Regions from separate parts of the Mus musculus genome. Here all the other regions are linked to region 2. Evidence: chromatin loops called from intact Hi-C (ENCODE). Cell type or tissue: heart. All regions are shown on one strand. Region 1 overlaps Gm20750 (predicted gene, 20750). Region 2 has its middle 17 kb from the start of Gm30402. Region 3 overlaps Gm2447 (predicted gene 2447).

Evidence for each region. A loop is a pair of places that touch in the nucleus more often than their neighbours do. Peaks named below come from ENCODE experiments on the same cell type or tissue, not always from the same donor. Only the 100,000 strongest peaks of a DNase experiment are listed, where the experiment ranks them.
Region 1: a loop joins it to region 2, with 2.7 times the contacts of the local background. A loop is called at or near these places in 5 of 42 quality-filtered maps.
Region 3: it touches region 2 in a loop (2.3-fold over the local background); 6 of 42 quality-filtered maps call a loop at or near these places.

The regions. Positions count from the first base shown.
Region 1 is chr3:52,903,847-52,911,846 of GRCm38, forward strand. It overlaps Gm20750 (predicted gene, 20750), which reads right to left. Exons shown (of 5, transcript NR_040555.1): 3 at 6,815-6,893; 4 at 6,465-6,632; 5 at 2,910-6,029. Among named protein-coding and RNA genes, the nearest start is that of Gm20750, 20 kb to the right of the region's middle. In heart, a CTCF peak has its summit at 3,504 (motif pointing right); no DNase peak of the experiment used is centred here.
Region 2 is chr3:52,970,746-52,978,745 of GRCm38, forward strand. No RefSeq gene overlaps it. Among named protein-coding and RNA genes, the nearest start is that of Gm30402, 17 kb to the left of the region's middle. In heart, a CTCF peak has its summit at 4,637 (motif pointing left); a DNase peak (open chromatin) is centred at 4,586; H3K27ac peaks cover 855 bases.
Region 3 is chr3:52,760,581-52,768,580 of GRCm38, forward strand. The region is part of intron 1 of Gm2447 (predicted gene 2447); the gene reads left to right. Among named protein-coding and RNA genes, the nearest start is that of Gm2447, 25 kb to the left of the region's middle. In heart, no CTCF peak of the experiment used is centred here; DNase peaks (open chromatin) are centred at 3,251, 3,791, 6,421 and 6,831.

The DNA of each region.
Region 1 (8,000 bases), 67 kb before region 2:
AGGTCATGTTGGCATTATCTATTCTAGGGTGATACGGACTTTAACACTGTCAGGTGCATGTCACCTCTCCACGGGCCACAGCTGTGTATGAATTGGTCACTTAATACATAGCATAGTGGTTGGGACAATGGTTGTAAGTACCAGCTACTCTGGAGCTCTGACTCCTCCTCTTGTGGTATGGCTTGAATCAGCCACAAACTCATTGTGTCTGTCCTCTCATCTGTAAATCAGGACAAAAGTAAAGTTGTTATGTGTCCTACTGAATGAAGCAATCAAGTAAAGACTTCAAGACTTTGCTGGCGCACAGTAAACACTCATAAATATTAACTGCTTTTTATGATCATTAGTCATTGTTCAAAACTAAGAGGTTCCTGGAACTGGTTGCTAAGAAGAGTAAATCAAGGGCTGGCCCCGCCCAGCTGTAGACTAGGATGGCAGTCCCCAGGGTGTGTCATTCCTCCTTTAGTCTGAGGAAAATTATTTTGCACCAGGCTTTCAACAAAACTCTGTTAAATGAAAATAAGAACAATGAATTGTCTACGAAGGCACACACTATCTTTATGTAGCTTTATCTGCAAATGTTGATATTAACTTCTATCTGAGGGTGGTCCATCACATGGAAATTAACATAATTTAGTTCCTCGGTGCTAGAGACTGAGCCTCATCTTGGTTCAGCTTCACATGTCCAGGTCTTTGGCTGGGCTGACTTCCCTTCCTCCTCGCACTGTCTCTGGAAGCCACAGGGCCTCCTGAATCTTCTCTTCTGCCTCAGGAGGATGACACCATCACGCCTTGATACTCACAAATCTCCCTTTCCACAGGCTGCTCTCCAGTCTCGCCGAGTTTCTTCAAGGATGGCGCCATATAAACGTCCTTTCCTTTGGATCAGGGTCCTGTCATAATCTCAGCACTCACTCACTTTCCATGTCTTCAACTGAATTCCCTTGTGTACATGGTCTCCGAGCAGCCTGCCCTCTCTGTCAAGCCCCCTTCAGTACTTTATTGGCTTTCATTTATAATCATCTCTTTCGCACATTGTTCATTATTTCTTGCTCACTATAATATCCTAAAACTCTTGTGCAATGGCCAATACATAAAATGAAATAACCAACTACGAATGAGCCCACATTATCTATGCTACCTCCAAGGGTCCTTTCAATTACATAGCCACCAGAGTTTTCAGATATGGCTTCTTTTTCTTCTTCTTCTTCTTCTTCTTCTTCTTCTTCTTCTTCTTCTTCTTCTTCTTCTTCTTCTTCTTCTTCTTCTTCTTCTTCTTCTCCTCCTCCTCCTCCTCCTCCTCCTCCTCCTCCTCCTCCTCCTCCTCCTCCTCCTCCTCCTCCTTCTTCTTCTTCTTCTTCTTCTTCTTCTTTTTTTCATCAAAAGAAGAAAACTACACGCAATTATTCAACTCTAGTTACTTATTTGTATGCTGATACTTGGAGGGGGGAGTTTACATTGATATCTTTTAGAAACTAAGATGGACTCAGAATGGATGTTACTGTGGAGACATGCACAGGTCCACAATATGGGATAGGGAAACTAAAAAGCGTCCATCAACTCTCTGTGACAGAGTTGTGGATGTTTATTGTGAAAGCTTTTCCTTTGGTTTGGGAACCTTCACAATAAAGTGATTAGGAATAGAAGGGTGGCTGAGAGTGATTAAATGACCATCCTGATATTACGCTCTGAAGCTGGGCTGAGACCCAAATCCAAGTCCAAATCTGATCCAAGTTCCCATGCCTAAGCGGGCCATTTAAGAAGAATCATTATTGTTCCGTGTTTAAACAAAGGCGCTAGTACCAGAAAGCCCTAAATCCTGGCTAACCAGCTCTGCACACTGGCTCTTCCATAAAAGGGATGCTGCTTCAGAGGAGAACGCATTTCCATCTCTCAGATTCCTCTCTGGGAGTATCACCCCCTTCATCTTGGTCCCTTCGGGGTGTTTGACATTTATCGTAATGGTGCCGCTTTGCTCCAAGAGCACTTTCGGGTTTTAAAAATACTTCACATATTCTCAGTGATGGCAAACCTTTGTCCTTTTAAAAGATCCAAAAATTACTTGAAGCCCAGTCAGGTGAATAAAATCCGAGGTTTACAGTACCTACCTTGGGTACAGATATCAAGGATGTTTGTGTTTGTTTGGCTTGTTTTATACTTTTGAATGAGACAGACCTATAGACTAACAAAGCCTTTCTTCCTAGTGTGACAGAGATTGCCATCCCTATAGCCTTTCCAGGGCCTGTGTAGGGCTCTTGTGAATTATCCATCATGGCCCTTGCCAACCCTTGTGGAAGCAACATGCCTAACAACTGTCTCCTTTAGTGTCTGGAACTCCACAGGGCAGGGACCTTCCATGCATTCTCGCTCTTCCTAACCTGACACTGCGCTTTAACTTAGGAATAATAGCTTAGTCAAAATGTGCCTTCATGAGTGAACTGGCTGTTCCTATCAGTTCACATGGAGCACTGAGCCTGGCCACCGGCTCTTGAGTTTGTGACCCGATGCCTCTACTATCATATGCTTTTTGTAGTGCTTCATGTTCCAGACTATAAAGACTGGAAAAGCACAGAACCACGTTACCCTAACATTTTCTGTGGATTTCCTTCCTTCCTTCCTTCCTTCCTTCCTTCCTTCCTTCCTTCCTTCCTTCCTCCCTCCCTCCCTCCCTCCCTCCCTCCCTCCCCCCTCTCACTCTCTCTCTCTTTGACTTTTAATTGTCATAAATAAGTTTTGGCTACATCCTTTAATTTTTAAAGTATACAATTTCATGTTTTACGATGAAAATTCTTCATCTTCTACATTTCCTCATGCCTCCTTTCTGTAGATTGTAGGTGTCAGTATAGATCATTATATACATGAAAGATGTATCATTATAGTAAAGAAAAAATAACCGAAAACATATTTTTCATCTGTATATGAATAGTCTTATTCATAGATAGACTTCATAATATTGGATTTCTTCACATTATCTGTTAAGAGAGGTCTACATGCTGTCTTATGCTATAGTTACTGTGATGGAATAGCCAACATCCACACTATATTCTATTTTAATGTGAGAACACCACCCCATGTGAAGACTGGCAGAAACAGGCCAGCGTAGTTGATGTTTGTCAATGATGCACACTGCCTGGATTGAAGTCTTCTCAGCCCCAGTGCTCTGAGCCAGCTCTGCCTGAGGATCTTGGCACATTTGAATCCCAGTTGTCACCACTTAGCTGTTATATTTAAAATTCCACTTCCAGGCTGGGCTAGTCTCTAAGTCCTTGGTTCTCTTCTTCCACTACGTGAGTTCTCTAAATTTAATTTGGGTCTCACCCACTGAGACTTATCATTGGCTTTTATCTCTGGGTTTTTTGGGTTTCAATCTTCCTTCAGTTCTTAGTCGCTTTCTATATATGGGCTATTTATTATTCTAGCCATTCTGGACTCCCTCCTCCTCCAAGTATACAAACACTCACCCCTTCAAGAACTCTTTCAGAGCTTTCCCCATGAACCCTTTGGGCTGTAGCCACTAGGGGTCAGTAATATCTCCTGGCCAACTTTGCCAACTGAGCATACACCCTTGGGTTTGACACTAATAGAAGAGAAAAGGAAAAGTCTAGAACAACAAGTAAAGCCCCACCCAACCCCCCAAAAAGAAGAATTCTAAAATTTCATTTAGAAAGCAAATAATTAAAAACATCAAATAAACAAACAAATCAAAACAAAAACAACCTAACCCCACACACAGCCTGCAAAGCACAAAGGCCATTTTATAAGAGCTGATTTAGGCCATGGTTAGACGGGTTAGAACTATTCCAAGAGCAGTGGTGGAGCTTGGGGCCACTTGGAGCTGGTGCTTAATAGCCCTCTTCCTTCACTGCTTGGATACTTACATAAAAACTGCTATTCTGTGTTGTGACTGCAGGTATGGTTGTTGGAGGTACCCTTGGAAATGGCATACCTCTCTCTCTTTATTTCCTTATAGAAAGCACAAAAGGTCTTTTAAAGTCTGAGTTTTGAAGTTGCTGCCTTTGGGAGAGTTGGCAGTTACTGTGTACTTTAAGCCTCTGAGTGAATGGCACCAAGCTTTGGGAGAAGACAGCAATGCACATGGAACAGAGAGTGGCTGGGCATCTATGCTCTGACATTGAGTGCAAAGAAAGAATGGTTTGACCAAGTGCTAGTGCAGTTTCAAGACTCTGGGGCTGAGAGACAAGATGGCATTGAGCAGCAAGTGCTGGTTAGAAGTGTAAACCCCTAGGGTCTCAGCTAAGGCAGGGCTGTGTGCGTATCAGGAGCTCTGACTTTAACAACAGCAATGGATGTCTCCATGGTGGTGTCTAGAATGAAAGAACAAGTCACTATGGGGGTTGTACCTGCAACCTTCCTTAAACTTCAAAGACTGGAAGACCACTGGGCAGGTTCAGTGACTTCCATGTTACTCCTAAAAGAGCAGGGTTATGGTAACTTCTCCTGGGGAAACCAAATGTGTAATCACTCTAGATGGACATCCACAACCATGACAGGTCAAAGGTGAGACTGATGTGCTTCTTGGGGTTGTTACAGAGCACGGGGGAGGGGTTACTTAGAAGAGTATGAGTGACCCCCAACAAGCTGCAGCCTCACCAACCCCCTCTCCACCATGGATGGTGATCTCATAGAGTCCAGACTTCAGTTAACCTTTTAATTCCCATATACTCCAGCATCTCTCAAGATCACTTGCATCTGGGGGAGGGCTCTCAAGCGAGGGTCTTCTAACTCTTTCTTTCTCCCCTCTCTAAGGAGACAATAGTTCTGTCACCATTACCATAGACCCAGCTTCCATGGTACTGCTCTGGTTGCCATTGCTACTAGGGATAACCCAAGATATAATTATACCATGTCCAGATAAAAAGCAGCATGCAACACAAGCACTATCCACTAGACTCCTCCTATATTGCGGAAGCAAAATTATGCTATAGTCTAGTGAACATGGGAAACTATGAAGTACTATCTAATTTTGTATATCTTACAAAAGCTTTCTCAACAATAAGATTTTGCTGATATTTAAAGTGTAGTATATGTGATTTCTTTAACTTTACAATTAACACTTACAATACTAGATCGATCTTCTATTATATCTATACATTTTCTCATAAATTCTCATGCACTCCTTTTAGGAACTATACAAATTATAAACACATTAGCTACTCCTCTTATTGCTGTGGCCAAACACCTGACTGCAGCTTGACAGGCTAATCTCTCAAGGGAGGAAAGGTGTGGAGGCAGGAAGGTGAGGCTACCCATGCTCAGCTGGTTTGAGTCTTCATTTTTAACTGACAACTTGAAAGATTCTAGAATTACCTGGGCAGAAGCCTCAATAAGGAATTATCTAGAATAGGCTGGCCTGTGGGCATGCCTATGGATTGTTTGATGAGAGGGAAGGCCGGCTCCCTTGTGTCACCATTCTCTAGGCAGTGAATCCTGGATTATATAGGAGAGAGAGAGAGAGAGAGAGAGAGAGAGAGAGAGAGAGAGAGAGAGAGAGAGAGAGAGAGAGAGAGAGAGAGATCTTATCACTAGTGTATAATATATATTGATTTCTGCTCTTAGATGTAAATGTGATGTTAGCAGCTGTTTCAAGTCCTTTCTTCTTGACTTCTCTGCAATGATGAACCATGACCTGGAACTGTGAGCCAAATAACTCCATTTCTCCCTAAGTCGCTTTTTCTGGGTCTATCTAGTGTAGGCTTAGATTTTTCAAAACCTGCTTTAATAAGGGTTCTTAAATACATCAACTTTCCTTTTAACCCACCTACCAGAGGTAGGGGGAAAGAAAAGTTAATAGGAAACTGGGGATGTGGACCTGTTTAGAAGTAGTTCTTTAGGGTAATTCTGATCTTTGTTGTTAGGATATCAGCAGTCCAATCCAAAACACCAAGCAGGAATCAGCAGCAGTGGCTCAATCCAGAAGAAACCACAAGGCTCCACCAAATCCACCCAAGTCCATGGCAGTGGTAAGAAGCAGCCAGAATACCATGAGAAATTCTCTGATGCATTTTTCTCTACAAAGACACGACGAGCAAAGATCAGCAAGGACCAGCAAAATGTTGCAAGGCAAACCAATGCAAGAGCATCATTCACTGTCTGTTAGGTTCTACTTCCACGCTTTCCAAATCTCACATGCCCTCTCAAGTGTCTGCCTCAGCAAAACATCCTCTCATGTGTCTGCCTCAGCAAAACATCCTCTCCTAAGACAGCTTCCAGAAGAACATCACATGACACAACTGAGTCTCCAAAGACACCAGAAGTTTTGACTTCAATCTAATGTTACCAGTACGTATGTGGGTGTAAGATCCTCCAGTGGAGCATGGGCAGCCTCTCAGGGGCCATATCATTGAAGAAAACTGTCTCTCCTTCCCCCAGCAGTTAGCAGCTGCCAGTATTCTCAACTCTGGGTGGGGCTTCCTGAACCCCTGCTCACATTGCTAGGTTTTCACCTGGCTTGATCTTGTGCTGTCTTCTGAATGCAGGCGCATCCACTGTGAGTTCACATTCTTGGTTCACATCTGCAGCTGCCCTGCATTGTCCAGAAAACACTGTTTCACTGTAGTTATTCACTACCTCTGGCTCATAGGATCTTTCTGGTCCGTCTTCCTCAATGATCCCTAAGATTTAGGAAGAATAAATGAGATGCAGATGACACATTTGGTACCAAATAGAACAGTGATGTGTCCTATGGTTTGTGACAGTCTTGTCAGACTCTGCTCAGTTTGAACAGAACAGTAAAGGTAGAAAAGACAACCCATGGTAGACCTCAAGGTCACCACAGCCCTGGGCATTCACTCACCTCGTCACTACAAGGGCCTCGGTCTTGAGCCCATCCAGCTTAGAAAAGAGATCCAGAACATTAAGACTAGGTCCTTGTCCTGAAATGATAAGTATTGGTTAGTAAGTAACTAAACATTTCCACCACATTGTTTATATTACTGAACAATTTTTTCAGAAATATGTGAAACTATAATAATTTTATGATAAAGTGACTCAAAATCCTGACATTCTTTTTTTTTTTTTCCATTTTTTATTAGGTATTTAACTCATTTACATTTCCAATGCTATATCAAAAGTCCCCCATATCCACCCACCCCCACTCCCCTGCCCACCCACTCCCCCTTTTTGGCCCTGGTATTCCCCTGTACTGGGGCATATAAAGTTTGCAAGTCCAATGGGCCTCTCTTTCCAGTGATGGCCGACTAGGCCATCTTTTGATATATATGCAGCTAGAGTCAAGAGCTCCGGGGTACTGGTTAGCTCATAATGTTGTTCCACCTATAGGGTTGCAGATCCCTTTAGCTCCTTGGCTACTTTCTCTAGCTCCTCCATTGGGAGCCCTATGATCCATCCATTAGCTGACTGTGAGCATCCACTTCTGTGTTTGCTGGGCCCCGGCATAGTCTCACAAGAGACAGCTACATCTGCGTCCTTTCAATAAAATCTTGCTAGTGTATGCAATGGTGTCAGCGTTTGGATGCTGATTATGGGGTGGATCCCTGGCTATGGCAGTCTCTACATGGTCCATCCTTTCATCTCAGCTCCAAACTCCGTCTCTGTAACTCCTTCCATGGGTGTTTTGTTCCCAAATCTAAGGAGGGGGATAGTGTCCACACTTCAGTCTTCATTCTCCTTGAGTTTCATGTGTTTAGCAAATTATATCTTATATCTTGGGTATCCTAGGTTTGGGGCTAATATCCACTTATCAGTGAATACATATTGTGTGAGTTTCTTTGTGAATGTGTTACCTCACTCAGGATGATGCCCTCCAGGTCCATCAATTTGGCTAGGAATTTCATAAATTCATTCTTTTTAATAGCTGAGTAGTACTCCATTGTGTAGATGTACCACATTTTCTGTATCCATTCCTCTGTTGAGGGGCATCTAGGTTCTTTCCAGCTTCTGGCTATTATAAATAAGGCTGCTATGAACATAGTGGAGCATGTGTCCTTCTTACCTGTTGGGGCATCTTCTGGATATATGCC
Region 2 (8,000 bases):
TCAATAATGTTTATGTCTTAATCCATTTGGATCAGACGTCCTTTGACAGGATAGTCTATGTGGAGTGGCAGGTGTCAGGCATGGGACACCCCTCACAACAGATGGTCTCTCGGTAAGTCAGACTTCTCTCTTGGGTCACAAGAGCATAGAAATGCCTACACCCCATGTTTGAGAGCCAATGTTCCGATGTCTCTAACCACAGCTTTGTATCATCAGAATATCTCATTAATAATGAATTTCCAACCTCCCTCCTTTGGAATTATCTCAAGATTAAAAACATGAGTTTCATAATGGTGTATGGATATGAGCATTGCCACTATTTTAACTTTTTACAAACTATCTCAATATTAAAAAAAATATTAAAAATCTTCCTCCAAACTAGATAATTATAAACAAGAACACCTGCCACATTGTATAAAAATACACAGAAGTGAAAAGAAATTTCATATTATCGCCTCACTGATCATATCTTTGGGGCATTATATAAATTATATCAAATCTAAATATAACTCTCTTCCCCCATCCCCCACAGTTTAATGAGTATCTGATATTCTGTTTTGAACAACAGAAACAAATGGCCTGGCAGTTTTTAGAAACATCTTTCCACCAGCAAAGGGAAGGCTTCATAAAGCCTTAAAATTACATGCAGTTTTGGAAACAATAGAGAATGTGGAAAACTTTGAAAGCCATGACTAAGATGTCTTTTTGAGGACAGGAACCTAAAGCTGGTTGATGAGAATTCTATCACTGGCATGCCCTCGCTTAACCTTGAAAATAATAAAAGAAACAGTGTCCCAGAGCTGCTTCTACAATTCAACACCCCCGACTTGTACACTGGGGAGTAGCTCTGAGCCTGCACACTGGCCACACCAGATACCTACTTATGTGACTGCACACACTTCTGACAGCTTTCATGTTTCCTTGTGTGAGAAATGTTTAAGTCTGTGCCATTGATATCGAGACACTACGAGGTATAAAGTAAGAAGGCAAACAGTAATATCAAGAAATTTATAATATCCATATCTCTCGGGTCCTGAGAACACCATGTTTACCCCCATGTCTGAGGGCTAATGTTTCGATGTCACTGCCTCGCGCTACATCATCAGAATATCTCACTAATAATGAGTTTTCAACCCCCTCCCTAGAAATTATCTCAATACAATAACATTAATTTCATAATGATGTGCAGAGACTAGCATTGCCTCAAAAATAAGTGATTTTATCACGCATATTAATATTGAATTCACCACAGTCAAGGGAACAAAATATAAGCCAGTAAGGATGGTACGTTTTCAGAACCAAACTTCAATGGGGAAATGAAAAAATAAATTTTATTTCCCTTTGTGTATCAGAAGCTTCAGGAACAGACAATTTCCTGAATTTCCTGTGTTTGATGAGCCCACTGTGAGGGAAACTTAAATCATTTGAGGTCCTCTCCCCAAACTGCCAGGAAGTTAATTTGGAAAGCACATACTGTTTCTATCTTAGTCCAAGAGTCCCCGGAAGCAGCAAGTGACTTGCCCCCTTAACGACACCTCTCTGATGGCTTTAGAATCAGGCTTGTTCCCTTTTTCTCTCTCCTGGCATTGAGGTGGATGGAGGATAGAGAGGAAAGAAAGAGTATGAGATGCATAGACGTGGCTTTGATCTCTGCGCTGCTGCTGCTGCTGCTGCTGGGCTGTCCTTCCAGCCTTCCAACCCTCCTGGTTCCTGCCAAGACCTGTGTCTGCCTTGCGGAGTTGGTATGAGAACAAGCCATCAAAGATACCAAGGGCCCAACTGGCAATCCAAAATGGAAAGTGTGTAGAGTAAAGGCAGGCCTTGGAAGCAGGCAGGAGACAGGACCTCATCGGCTGGGTGGTTCTTTGACTAGGTGCTAGATCGAATGGTTCATAAATTCTTTGCCCCCTCAGTTGGGGGCCAAAGGGCTGAAGGTGGGAGAGGGATGCGTGTTTTCTGAAGAGATATGATGAACCAAGTACTTGAACGATGTTTAAGAGCAAAGACTGCAGCTTTCAGACCAGGCCGGGACATTTGAGCGGAACTCTGAGCCAGGACGTGACACTGTGGTTCCAGGGGCTACCCTTGAGAAAGTATACTTCAGGTGTTTATTGAGTGACTGTGTTGAGTTTTCATGATGGTGGCAACTCTATGGCAGTTTAGGGCTTGCATCCCCACCCAGTAAGCCCCAGTCCCTGCTAGCAAACCACGTAGAGCTAAGAAATAAAGACTATATGCTCCCGGGTGGTTAGCCAGGCCTGTTTTTCCAGCCCCTGCAAACGTGAGGACTAGCTGGGGCTCTGGATAAGTAATCTTGCTAGCTCAGAAAACAGATGAGGAAGATGTGGGCCACCACATAGCAATCAGGAGTTCCTCTGGGCGGGACAGGAAATTACATGTGCCCCTGCCTTGTATTGGCACCAACCCCCTGCAGAGCCATAGTAGGGGTGGCATCAGCATGAGCGTGTGACCAGACACTGGGCCCAGTGGGGCAGCAAAACCGACTGACAGGTCAACACCCACATGTTCTGGCTGAAACAACTCAGGGCGGGCATAATTGTACATAATAGAGCTAAAATATAATTACCTCATTAAAATGGGTTACTAAATCTCATTGTCCCCGAGTGCGAAGAAGGCAGGCACACGTGTGAAAGTGCAGGAAGACGTACACCGAATGGCTGTGAGCAGGAGGGGTCTGAGAGTGCCTGCCAGTGTCACCCAGGTGGCACCGAGGTGGCAAGAGACCCTGGCTCCTCTCAGTCGGGCGGTGTGTGAAATCCGGATCTCATCTTCATTTGGGGAACCTTAGCTGTTGTTCGGGGGAACCTTAGCTGTTGTTCGGGGGACCTGTGTTCTGTCTCTTATTTCCACGATTTGCCCAGACATGGTCACTCCATCCTGCTGTGACGAACTGGCTGTGGCACTGATGGTGACAGAACTCAGAACTGGAACTGGAACTAGGGAAATCTAAGGATCAGAGCGTGGCTCTTCCAGCAGAACTATGCTTGCACTCTGTAAAGTGACTCATGGAAGCGACTGCCTCCCTCCCTGCACAGGACTCAGGCTTTGCTTGGGTGCAGCCCATGGTCCCAGCATGACCCCCTTCGCAGATCATTTCATACTCAACCAGAGAGAATGCCATCGCTCTTACGAGGAGCTCCCCAAATAGGAAAAGCTCTGTTGCTTGCTTCTTTTGGAAGGCTTTGAAATACAAGATTCCTGATGGGACTCCAGCCATTCATACTGCCTCAAGATGCGCATGCACGTGGCCAGGCCTCACCTTGTGAGTTCTCCAACTGGAGAGCAGTCTGACAATTAGCACAAGGCAGTCGGGAAGGAGCAAAGCCAGCTTGTGTCTCTGAGCCCTCACCCACTAAAGTGTCGAGACTAATGAGGCATTTCCCACCCCCCACTAGAAAGCAGATAAATGTTAACTGATGTCATGAAGTGTTACTAACAAGACTCAAAACACGAAGAATGTTGATTGTAGGCATGGCTTAGGCAAGGGGATGGAGAGAGAACAGTCAAAAAGGCGAGAAACAAGAGGATGCATACGCCAGCTTCAACTCACCACACAGAACCCTGACTGTGGTCCATGGCCTTGAAAAGTAGGAAACATCGAGCCCAAGGGGAAGGTTAATTGCTCACCACAGGCCCACTAGCTTTCTTGACATCTCTACTGGATGTCCCTGATGTTTAGTGGTAGCGTTCGCTTCTGGGCCAGATCTGTTTCTATGCATGAATCAATGCTGCTCATTCCTAGGATAAGTTCAGGAGAGCAGAGCAGGAGGAGGAAGAGGAGGAGGAGGAGGAGGAAGAAGAGGAGGAGAAGGAGGATGAGGAGGAAGAGGAGGAGGAAGAGGAGGAGGAGGAGGAGGAGGAGGAGGAGGAGAAGGAGGAGGAGCATTTTAATTACAAGCAATTCAACCTGGCAAATAGAACTCTGAACCTGTCAGAGTCCCGGACTTCTGACCCGCTCCAAGACGGCCATCTGCTTTTGCTGTGGTGCTTGGGGAAGAGGTGCCCATGCAAGTTCCCACAGAGAGAGAGAATCTTGGATCAAATCCTTGGTGCTAACAAAGCCTCCGATCTGAATAAAAGTCTGTTGAGCTATGTAATGGTTCTGGTTTTGGAGCAGGGGAAAGCGGGGTGGTGTGGGAGTTGACAGAACCTGATTTGGGCCCATCTTGATGGAATGTGTGAATTACAAAGAGTCCTCTTGTTCCCTCAGATTTTCTGGTGCAGGCCAGGGTGGGCTGGATGCTGCTGCAGTCCTTTGGAAGGGTCTAACTGGGTTCCTGCTTTGGCTTTTCTTGAGTGCCAGAACACCCCAGAAGCCTCTGAATGGAGGTCTCGAAATGTTAGAAAATACGTTGGCACTCCTTTCCTTCCAGGCTGCCAGGCTAGAGAAGGGGTGGGGGTGTTGTTGCTGGAGGCATAGGAAGGTGAGTGTGATGTCAGCTGTGTCGTTGTGACTCAGCTGGAAAAGTGGCCCCACAGATCAAGCACCAGGCCTGGGACAAGGAGATAGGCAAGGAGGGCAGAGGTGTGTAGCCCAGCCAGAGTCTAGCCTGGCAGCAGCTGCTGAGTCTCAGCCCGGCTGCCATCAGCTATCAGGGATCCTAGGCGCCCCCCTCTGGTCAGTGAGGCAAGGGTTGGCTGCTAAATCCTGGTAGCAGTAACTTGGTATTTGAGCCTCGGTGCCGTTGGTACCTGACTGATAGCTCAGCAGAACGTGACTCCTTCGGCATACTTGGTAACTATCTGCACACAGCAGCGAGCTGTGGAGTTGAGGTTCTGCTCATTCCTCTGCTAACCACCCAAGTTCTATGAAAGTTTCTCAGGCTACTACTGGGTATGAATCAAACTTTGTTTTACACTAAGCTTAGGCTCGGGATTAAAGAGTTTTAAAATAAGCAAGATATCCACCACACGAGAAAAGTGCTTCCCTACTTGTTAAGGCGATAGAAACAAAGACAAACCTCCTAGAGGGAAACTGGTGCATCTAGTTATAACCTGGATTCTCATTTTATCTCAAAAAACCTGGGGGCTGGAAAGCAATGTGGCGTATAGCACCTTCCTCTTACATGAGGCAGTACTCCAGCTGTAAAATGGAAGACTAGCTCATCTCCAGTGTGTAAGATTCCAGGATCTTTTACAGATGAAAGTCATGTGCTAAAATCCAGTCAGAGCCAGCAGGTTCCAAGTCATCTGATTACAGACAGAAAGAAGAGAGACCCAATATGGCAGGAACCTCAGCGTGCTGTGAGGGTGTGGCCTGATGCACCAGTGGATCCTAGCAGCTGGCACCGCAGCCAGTAGTTCACAGAGAGACTGCCTTCATTGGCACCCATCTAATAGCTGAGGGCTGAGGCAATGAGAGAGGAGACACAGCGGGGGCAAGACAAGGAAATTATCTTTATTATCCATCCTTTGTAAGGAGGACATGTCTTTGCCATGCTTCCTTGTTAAAAAACACTAACGGCAAAAATGCAAACAGCATATTTCCAAGTGGATCACACCTCGGAGAAATAAGTCTAACTCAAACATGGAGAAGTAGATGAAAATACATAAAGCAAACAACAAACCGACTGAAAACAAAAATTCATGATTGCTGCAAAGGCTTATTAGCTCACAGATCAAACATCACAAAGGATACAGATGATTGCCAACGGCATGAATGAAGTTCTCATCTTAACATGTAGAATGCTTTACACAGTAACTACACAAGAGACTTCATTTCTTCATTCTAAAGAGGACAATTTACTATAATTATTGTATGCCAGAACAAGTACGCATAAAAAAATGCAAAGGATTGAAATACAGGATGTATTTTTGATGCAAAGAAATATAAAATGACAGAAATATTTATGTTTGTAAAATACATGCAATTAATCCAGGAAACATAAGAGATCACTATGGAAATTAGAAAATGTTTGAAGTGAGATCGACCAATGATAGTGAGCCCAGCCCCAAAGGTATACATCTGTGCCACAGCTCCTGCATCCCAGATACATCTGCACCACAGCTCCAGAATCAGGGATACATCTGCACCACAGTTCCCACATCACAGCTCGCACATCTGTGGCTCAGGGAACATCTCAGAGGATGGGGTGGAAAAATTGTAAGAGCCAGAATACCAGGAAGCCTCTGCTATAACTGGCGGGATGAGCAAGACCAGAACAATGGCAATCTTAGTGGACATGCTAGTGTGAAGGCAGGAGGAGCTCCCTACCCTAGACAAAGAGCTACAGGAGACTCAGTTCAGGGAGACCTAGAGTTAACCCCTCCCTCCCCAGGAAGAGCCCCTTAGTGATCATTCAATGCAGTGGCCATTCTTGAGCCCAGATACACACAAACAACAAAATCCAACTCAGTGGGCTATGTTTTTATAGGTTTGTGCACACAAACACACAACAATAGGAAGCAAAAAGAGGCTACCAGCTTGAGAGTGTGGAGGACATGGGAGGGGCTTGGAGGAGGGCAGCTGTGAAGGAGAGGTAGGGGAAAAGTGGAGGGGGGCAAGTAAAATAATTCTATTTTAATTCAAAAATAGTTTTTAAAAATTTAAAAGTAAAAAGGATAAGGAAGACATAACATATAAAGATCTATGCATACAAGAAAAACATAGATGGAAGTAAAGATTAACATGTTAAATGGTTATGTATATAAATGAAAATATCCCTTTAGGACCATTGGACAAGGTGGAAAAAAAAAAAGACCAAGTAAAATACAAAGTAGAAAGAAGGAAAAAATGAAGACAGAGCAAAAGTGAATAAAACAATAAAAGGCAACAGAGAAAATAAACATTTAGTAAGTTTCTTCTTTGAAGTGGCAAACTAAAACAGAGGCTGCAGACTGTCATCACAAGGTAAAGGGATGCTGGAGGGATGCTGGGCAGAGCATCACAGCCCTAAGTTTGGATGAGCAGAGCCACATCTTGAAACACCTTGAATTTACCAAACAGGACACAAAAAGAAATAGCTAGTGAGATGGCTCAGCTGTTAAAAGTACTGGCTGCTCTTCCAGAGGTCCTGAGTTCAATCCCTAGCAACCATATGGCTCACTGCCATCTGTAATGGGATCTGATGCCCTCTTCTGGTGTGTCTGAAGAGAGCTACAGTGTATTCATACTCTCTCTCTCTCTCTCTCTCTCTCTCTCTCTCTCTCTCTCTCTCTCTCTCTCACACACACACACACACACATTTCTTTTAAAAAGAAAGAAAGATTTATAGTCTAAATAAGTAGTAGAGGGCAAACAATATAAATGTATATGCAGGAAACTCAAACCAGAGGAAGCACGGTGAGTCAGAAAGGCGTCTGCATGGCTATACTCAACATGCATGAACTCACTCCTTCTCATTGCAGAGCAGCACAAACTCTGCCAGTGTACTATAAACCCATGAGATCCATACATAGCACAGAGAGAAAAACCACAATGTTTTGTATAACCTGTAAGGAAAGATTATCGAAAATTGTTTGGAATACAGTAAAACTACCTTAATTAGAAAATATTAATATGCTATGATTTTGATTATCAGAAAAAAATCATAATACATAAATACATGATTCATACTAGTATATAATTAAATTACTTTCCTGGTGGCAAAGCTATAACCTTTGCATAAATATAACATTTTTTGAAAAGTTTAGACTGGCTCAGACTTTACTGTTTTTAGATGTAAAAATCCCAAACTCTTTGCCAGAAAATTATATATCCCTTGAAGCAAGCAAATGTTTCATAGGAATACTTTTGCCCCTATCTGGAATTTCTTCCAGTTCAGCTTATGTATATAAGCTTAGTATTATGATGTGTTTTTATGTATTTTTAGTGCAAAATGTTTCATTTTCAATATTTATTAGAATTAATGTTAGCTGGATTGGATGGATTGGCATGTTATTTATTATTAATGCAACTGTTACATTCTTAGCTAACATGTCAATTTTATATTTGGACCTATATTATAGCACTATTTTCTAAAGTAATTTGAGCAAAACAG
Region 3 (8,000 bases), 210 kb before region 2:
ATTTTCTTTTTTTTTAATTAGGTATTTTCTTTATATACATTTCAAATGCTATCCTGAAAGTTCCCTATACCCTCCCCCCTTCCCTGCTCCCCTACCCACCCACTCCCACTTCTTGGCCCTGGCATTCCCCTGTACTGGGGCATATAGAGTTTGCAAGACCAAGGGGCCTCTCTTCCCAGTGATGGCCGACTAGGCCATCTTCTGCTACATATGCAGCTAGACATCAAGCTCTGGGGGTACTGGTTAGTTCATATTGTTGTTCCACCTATAGGGTTGCAGACCCCTTCAACTCCTTGGGTGCTTTCTCTAGCTTCTACATTGGGGGCCCTGTGTTCCATCTTATAAATAACTGTGAGCATCCATTTCTGTATTTGCCAGGCACTGGCATAGCCTCATACGAGACAGCTATAACAGGCTCCCTTCAGCAAAATCTTTCTGGCATATGCAATAGTGTCTGGGTTTGGTGCCTGATTATGGGATGGATCCCTGGGTGGGTTAGTCTCTGGATAGTCCATCCTTTCGTCTTAGCTCCAAACTTTGTCTCTGTAACTCCTTTCATGGGTATTTTGTTCCCTATTCTAAGGAGGAATGAAGTATCCACCCATTGGTCTTCCTTCTCCTTGATTTTCTTGTGTTTTGCAAACTATCTTCGGTGTTCTATGTTTCTGGGCTAATATCCACTTATCAGTGAGTGCATATCTAATGACTAAAGCTCAAATCTAAGTGGATCAAAGACCTCTGTATTTTTCTTATCATGTATATGAAAATTGAATGACAAAGCACTACGATCTTAGTCTCATTGCTAAAATGATCCATAACACAATATTCCTGAGGTGTGAGTTGCTCTGTCCCTCTCTGTAGATTAAGCTGTGGTAGGGCTGTGTTCTGAGGAGGTATGCCTGAGCTGGGCTTGGTCCACATGAAGAAGATGTCATAACCAGTCGGAACTGGTAGATTTACAAACAGCAATTTGCTTCTCACGATTCTATAGGCTGAGAAGTTTGTGATCAAGGAGTTTGCAGGTGTGTCTGGTGAGGGTTCAGTCTCTGCTTCCAGGATGGAACCTTTCTTCCTGTGCCCACCAGATGGGAAAAACGTCATGTCCTCACTTGATAAAAGAAGGGAACGACAAGCCAAGGAGACACTGGTCCTCCCAAACTCTTTCAAAAGGTTCCTGACCCCAGTTGTGTGTATGGGTCCCTTAATCATCTTTTAAATACCACCCCACCCTTAATAACATCACGATGGAGATGAAGAGCTAAAATAATTCACTCAGTCTGAAGTAGATTGTGATGCATGTTCTGAGGCCCAAAAAGTATTTTATACTGAGCAGATGGAATGAAGTAATTTGCTAAATTCTCAACAAATAGCAGATTTTTAAAAAGCCATTATTACTGTTTTTATTTACTACAAGTTTGTGTGAAAAAAAAAAAGCAGTAGCCCTAGACCCCCAAGCCATCCCTGAGTGTTGCCAGCCAACACCGTATTTTACTGACCTTCCTGTGTCTACTTTTCAGTTGGCTTGGTTGGGGCCTGTCACATAGCAGGCTTAGGAGACACTGTTGACTCAAGGACCTGGAATTGGGCATTTGTCGTGTGTGTGTGTGTGTGGGGGGGTAACTGAGGCTTCCACAGCTGTGAATACACCTCTGTGGGGAGTGTGTACAGAATGAGAGGGTCTGAGGAGCACACAGCTCCTCTCCTCAGCTCAAGTCTTCGGCCAGCTCTAGAGGCATCATAATGCGGTATGAACTTGTTTGGGAGGATTCCTGCCCGGGTCACTGACCCTCAGAGCTACTTGAGGTGGCACTGGATCCTGCTTCCCTTCATTTAGTGTGACAGCACACACAAGGTGGAGAGTGAGCAGGGTCACATGAAGGAACGCCTCTTGGAAGGGTATGACTGGGTGCACCCAGAGGCTCCGTGGTGATGTGCAACCACAGGTAGACACTTAGATGAGGGCACCTTTGGTCTGCTTCTCTGTTCCTTCCTCATCCTCATTTAGGTTCGAATCAGACCTTGGCTGGTTCCTCATGGTTCAGCCAAGACTTGGTCTCTCCTGTGTCAATCCGACTCATGATTCATGCCACCTCCTGGGACGGCCTCTCCCTGCAAGAGACAGTTGACTCTAAAGGATTATTGAGCTGGGAACCAGTTTGGCATGCGCTGAGGGCACTGGGACCTCTTCCTAGGTTGATGACTCGTATGTCTCAATGGAAACTTTCCTCATCTGGGAGTCATTAATTTGTTTTAACTCATAATTTAGAAGCTATTGGGTGTTGAAGACTTCCTCTCTCTCTCACACACAACCCTGAGATGCACTTGCTCATTTGCAAGCTGAAGCTCCTGAAGAGAATGCGAGGGGTGTCCACCCACGACCCTCTCCTGCTCTGTTACCACGTGGACAGACACACCTAATCCAAGCTTGTTGACAGGACAATCACTTTACCCTACCAACCTCTGGTGCCTGACTGTCGAGTATGATCTTAAAAATGTCAAGATAGTTTTTTACGTCTGGCAGACTGTGGGTGACTAGTTAAAGCGTTCCTCACAATTGGACATCTCACTGGCTCTCCAGCCAGCAACTCACAAGGAGTCCTCCAGAGTGGAGGCACATAGGTCTTGCTGGTCAGAGGAGGAAGCAATCTTCAGCAGGGTTGAATTTCCAGATGCTCTTAGCACTGGAACATCTTTCTGTTTCCGTGCTGACCTTGTGGGATTATAAAACAGAGGTACTAGCCGGGCGGCGGTGGCACACCAGAGCAAACCTCTTTTTTTCTGCTCGCCGATATTACCTGACATGCCCTCCCACACAGTACCTCCTAAGTCTGCATTTGCAGGTGTCACTGAATGTCTGTGTTTCCATCTATTCCTATGAAAACGTTTGCACGGCCATAAGTTCGAACTGTGATATGATCAAGCATTGCTTCCTCCTCTTTTGAGCCTCCCAGACGCTCGCCTTACATCCTAAGCCCACAAACCCTGCCTCCCTCCAGAAATTTCCATGTGATGTCTCCTGAGTGTGCACTGAAATTGCCACAGGACAGCCAGAGGACATCTGTCTAACTGTCTGCTCATTCCCGCCTGGAGTTCACAGAGGCCCAAACTAGATCAGGCCATTTGTAAGTCAGAATCAAATGTTGCTGAGTTTAACCCAATTACTCTCCACCACAAGAGAAAAATCCAGTTATTGCAGGCACTGGACCTCTATGAGGAAAGCAGGCTCACAGCCAGAGCCTTGTCGACACATGTCCAAGCTGTGAGGAGGGGTGTCAGTGCAGATGACAATGATTGGGACAGGCAAGCCAAGGCTCAGCTACTCAGTGTGCAGTGCTAGAAGCTCTGGCCACAACTGCACGCTGGCACCTCCCCTACAGAAGCTTGAAGAGAAGGTAGGGATAGCAGCTGGAAGGTTCAGAGCTGAAGTATGTATGACACAGCGAGGTGCCACAGCGACTTGATAAAAAAAAATATGAATTATTTACCAAATACTGGGGAGACGAAGACTAAGCAGAGACGACAGCCACTGCCAAGTGAGGAAAAGCAACCGTTTTCAAGAAAACCTTAAGAGGGATTTCTTCCCGTGGTTATCAAGTCTCCGTGACAAATGGGCTAACGGTAAATCTTCTGTTTACGTTTATGTCCTTTAACTGTGAGGGACCTCCGTTCAGGGATGTTCAATGATTCTGTTAGCCAGCCAGTGCTCAGCTCTGTTCTCAACCCCAGGAGACATGAACTCCAGTATGTCATGATAAAGTCAGTGACCATGAAGCTAGAGAGGCCCAGTGGCCTGCTGAGTCACTGTCTGTAGAAGTCAAGCCAAGCTGGCTGCTCACTAAGCCATGCCTCCCAAGGCCTTATTTTCTCAAATTATTTGTCCTGTTATAGGCAGGTCCTTATGTCACCAGAGAGTCATCCTCCCAAACTCTCAGAAGTCCATTGGGTGCACCAGAGCCTGTGTCCACAGGAAATCATGCCCTCCTGTCTTAAATAGCATAATAATTAAGCCGTAAGACGGTAGGCTCGTGTCCCAACTCTGGCATATCCTAATGGTGTGATGATGGTCAATCTCTGAGTCTCTGTGAAATGAGAAAACTATTTCCTCATAGGGGTGCGTTTCAGTGTTGTCAGTACACTTGTGGCACTTTAGATGGTATGTAAGAAAAGTATGAAAACAATATCATTTTGTTCTGAAAGCCAAGCTGTCCATTGGGTCCTGAGAGATGTGTTCCAGGATCCTGCTCCAACATCAAATTCTAAGGTGGGTCTTAAATTACTTATATAAAATGGCACAGTAGTTGCATATAACCTACACACACTCTCCCTAGACTTTAAATAATGTTTGTATTACTTAGAGTGCACAATCAAATGTAAATACTATGGGAATATTAGCTGTCATGTATGTGTATATTGTATGATGAAAAAAGGAAAGAAAAAAGTTCATATTTGTTCAATTACAGATGTGTTTTCCATAGATACTGTCAAAGCCCAGGTAAATCTGCACATGACAGCTACGGCTGACTGTAATGAAAGTATTGAAGCTGACGGACACTTTCTTGTTAAACCCATTTGTGTGCATCTGAGACACCTTTAGAAGCTGGTTGGTGTGTTTATGATACATATAATAGTCAGGCTGAAGATGAGCATCATGTCACAAAAAGCTGGCTAGCATCCTTGGAGAAGGAGACACTAGGGAACCATAGCAACTCATAAATTCCTCCAGGGGTCAAGTGAACTGTTACTTTAATTAATCTTTGCCTCTATACTCAGGAGCACAGACAATGGTGGGGGTGGGGGAGTTGGAGGACTCAGATGATGGGAGGGTGTCCAGGTTTGCTTTCTGTTGCAGTGATAAGCAACATGATCAAAAGCAAGTTGAGGAAGAAAGGGTTTATTTCATTTCATCTTGGACTTCCAGGATGCAATCCACTCTTGAAGAAAATCAGAGCAGGAGCTCAAGCAGGAAGGGGGGCAGAAACCATGAAGGAGCAGTGTGCACTAGCTTGCTCCAAGGCTCGCATTCAGCTACCTTTATTATACAGCGGAGCCTAATCTGCTTAGAGATGCTGCTGCCCACAATGGGGCAGGGTCTTCTTACATCAACTAGCAATCAAGAAGATATTGCATAGACATACTGACAGGAAAATCTGATCAAGGCAATTCCCCAGCTGAGACCCCCCTCAAAGAACTCTGGATTGTGCTGAGTTGACAGCTGAAGCTAACCAGGGGAGAGATGGTACCTCAAGCCACCTTGTATAACTAGCTCACATTCACTCAGGCCTGCCTCTCCTTCCCTGGGAGGCAGACTGGTGCTGGGACTTGTCTACGGGGCAACTGTTAGGCTTGGCATAAGTTGAATGTCCATTGACGTATGTCTTTCACATTTATATCAGGTTTTTAGTCGACATTTCCAAGGCCTTATCACATCTGCCCCCATCATCACGATGGATTTCTTTCAGGGCCAGAGTCATTGTTTTCAGGCACTATAATATAGTCAAAGTAAGCTTGCATATACTGTTTGCCATGTTACATGGATTTGACAACCACTGTTGCAATGACTTTTGACAGGAGAGACCACAGAACTAAGCATGCAATTGCCTATGCGTCTCTTTTCATCAAAACCATCATGGCTCACTGTTACCCATGACCCCCTGTGATTAACACCTCATTGCATTCATTTACAATATCCTGGCCTCGTGTACTTTGTTTGAGATTCAGCAATCTCTCTTCGGAGAGTACAGGCCATCCTAAAAGAAGCCAGATCTCTTTGCTTAGTCTTGTTCTAACTTTATAGAGTTATGACTCGAGAGCATTGTTTATTTTCAATAATATCAGGGATGGGTTGCTGTCCTAACTAGAAATGGGATCTTCATACGAGGCCATAGCTCCAACATCTGGAATGAAAGCCAAACAGAGAACAGGAGTTAGCGTCTTTGCTTTACACTCTGCAGTAAGTCCCTTGGCTTTCCCAGAGTTTGTCAGTCTCCTGGGTGTGTCCTTGATGCTTGGATTCTTCGGGGGCTATCCCTGTAGTTGAAGTTATGATTACTGGTGCTGGACAAGCAAGACAAATGCTTCCAGCACCAGGAAGAACGGCTTTGACTGGAGGAGGCAAGGCAGACAAGTTAGCCATTTCTTGGGTCCTCCGTGGGAAAGATGGGGAGAAAAATGGCCGTTCTAGGCAGGTAACTGTGTCATCCTAACACGGATATGACACCTTGATTCTCACCCCAGCTGAACACCTGAATAATTATATTTTAAGCAACACAGAACATAAAACAAATTCACCTAGCATCCAGGTACTCAATTGTACTCAGGCTTGCCCAAACTGGCCTTTCTCATTGCAGGGTGTAGGAGAAGACAGGGCTTCGTGGGTCCCCGGGGGGCCTGCCAGGTCCTGAGCTCAGCTGTGGGAGGCACGCCAGTTCTCAGGTCTGCTAATGAGTGGTGTGGGACTGTGAGAGAGTGTGACTAACCATGAGTCTTTTCAATAACGCTGACAATTCACTCTCCTTTCTGTCCTTCATCTGCTTTCTTGGCTGGAGCTGGCTGAAACAGGAGCAAATTAGCCTCGTTCTGGAAGAGGCAGGGCATGCACAAAGGACCCCCTGAAAGATTTCTGGTGCTCTGTGCCTGCATGGTTTGCAGTCAGTGTAATTACCTGACTTGGATGAGTGCAGGATGTAGTGTTTTGTTGTTGTTGTTGTTTCCTGTATTCCACAATGGGCATCTACAACCACCGGGCCGTGAACGCGTTTGACACCAGGAAAGGCAGTGGCATTATGATCCCGTGAGCCGCTCCAGCTCTGGAACTGAGGCCCTGCCCATTTCCTGTTCAAAGACTTTGCTTCATCAGATATTATTTTTGGCTTCTCAGAGAAATGTGGCCAACCTTAAATGCCCTGGGCTTCCTAGTTGGGGTGAAAGGCCACGAGGGAATTAAAGGTTTCTTCAGGTTAACTTCTTCTGCTTGTTACTCCCTATGTGGTCTGCTGGGCTCGCTCCAACACCACAACACGCTCTGTCCCAGGTGGAGCAATATGCTGCCTGTCTTAGGGAAGTTAGTGCTGCTGCCTTCTGCGTAGTGGGCTGTTCGGTAGTGGGTCCTTGGATAACAGGCTGTTGGGTAGTAGGTTGGGAAGTTGCCTGTCAGCTTTCCCTGCTCTTGGATCAGAACTTTTAGAAGGGAGTAGCAATTCCCTAAGGATGCGTGCCCTCATCATGAACCAGATCTCTGAGAATGACTCAAGTATATTTAATTTCCTAATAATCCAGCCAAACACTTACAGATTGAGAGACGTGAGCAAGCGAAAGCAAAGAAAAAATGCATTGAGATTTAGAAAATACCGAGGCAGTTTATAACATTCTTGGTTCTTTAAAATAAATACCATGAAGCTCAGCCCGCTTCTCTCCCTTTAATGTGAGAAAGCCTGTTTCTTCTTTGAGTCTAGGACTTTGGGGACTACTATTAATATCTAAGGCAGTCTAAAGTGGCAATTAAATTGGAAGTATCAAAGCTGTATTTTCTAAATTAAAAATTGGGACATGTGTTCCAACAGGCACCAGAATATTTTCAGGAATGATAAGTAAAAGTATTTAAAATTAGGTTTTTCTTTGAGTATTTTGACTATAGGACTCCCTCTCATTTTCTGAGTTCTTGTGTTGCCTGGTTGTCCAAGGTTAGATTGTGTGTTACACTAGACTCTGTTTCAAAAACTAGGAATTTTTTATATAAAGATCTACATTTATAGTTTCTCTTTGAAATTTGTGAGGTCTCTACCAGTCCAGCGGCCAGACTGGGTCCATGGGCCCCGGGCAGGAGTGAACATGAGATTAGTATCCTAGGACCTGGTCATGGATCTAGCTTGAGATGTCCACCAACCTGGCACAGCATGGTGGGAGGTGGAGGGTGGGGAGGGGGAGGATTACGTAGAACATGCCCAAGATCACCCCTGCCAAGCGCCATCATGCAGAGAGCCTGGGTGCCACTAAGAAGCATG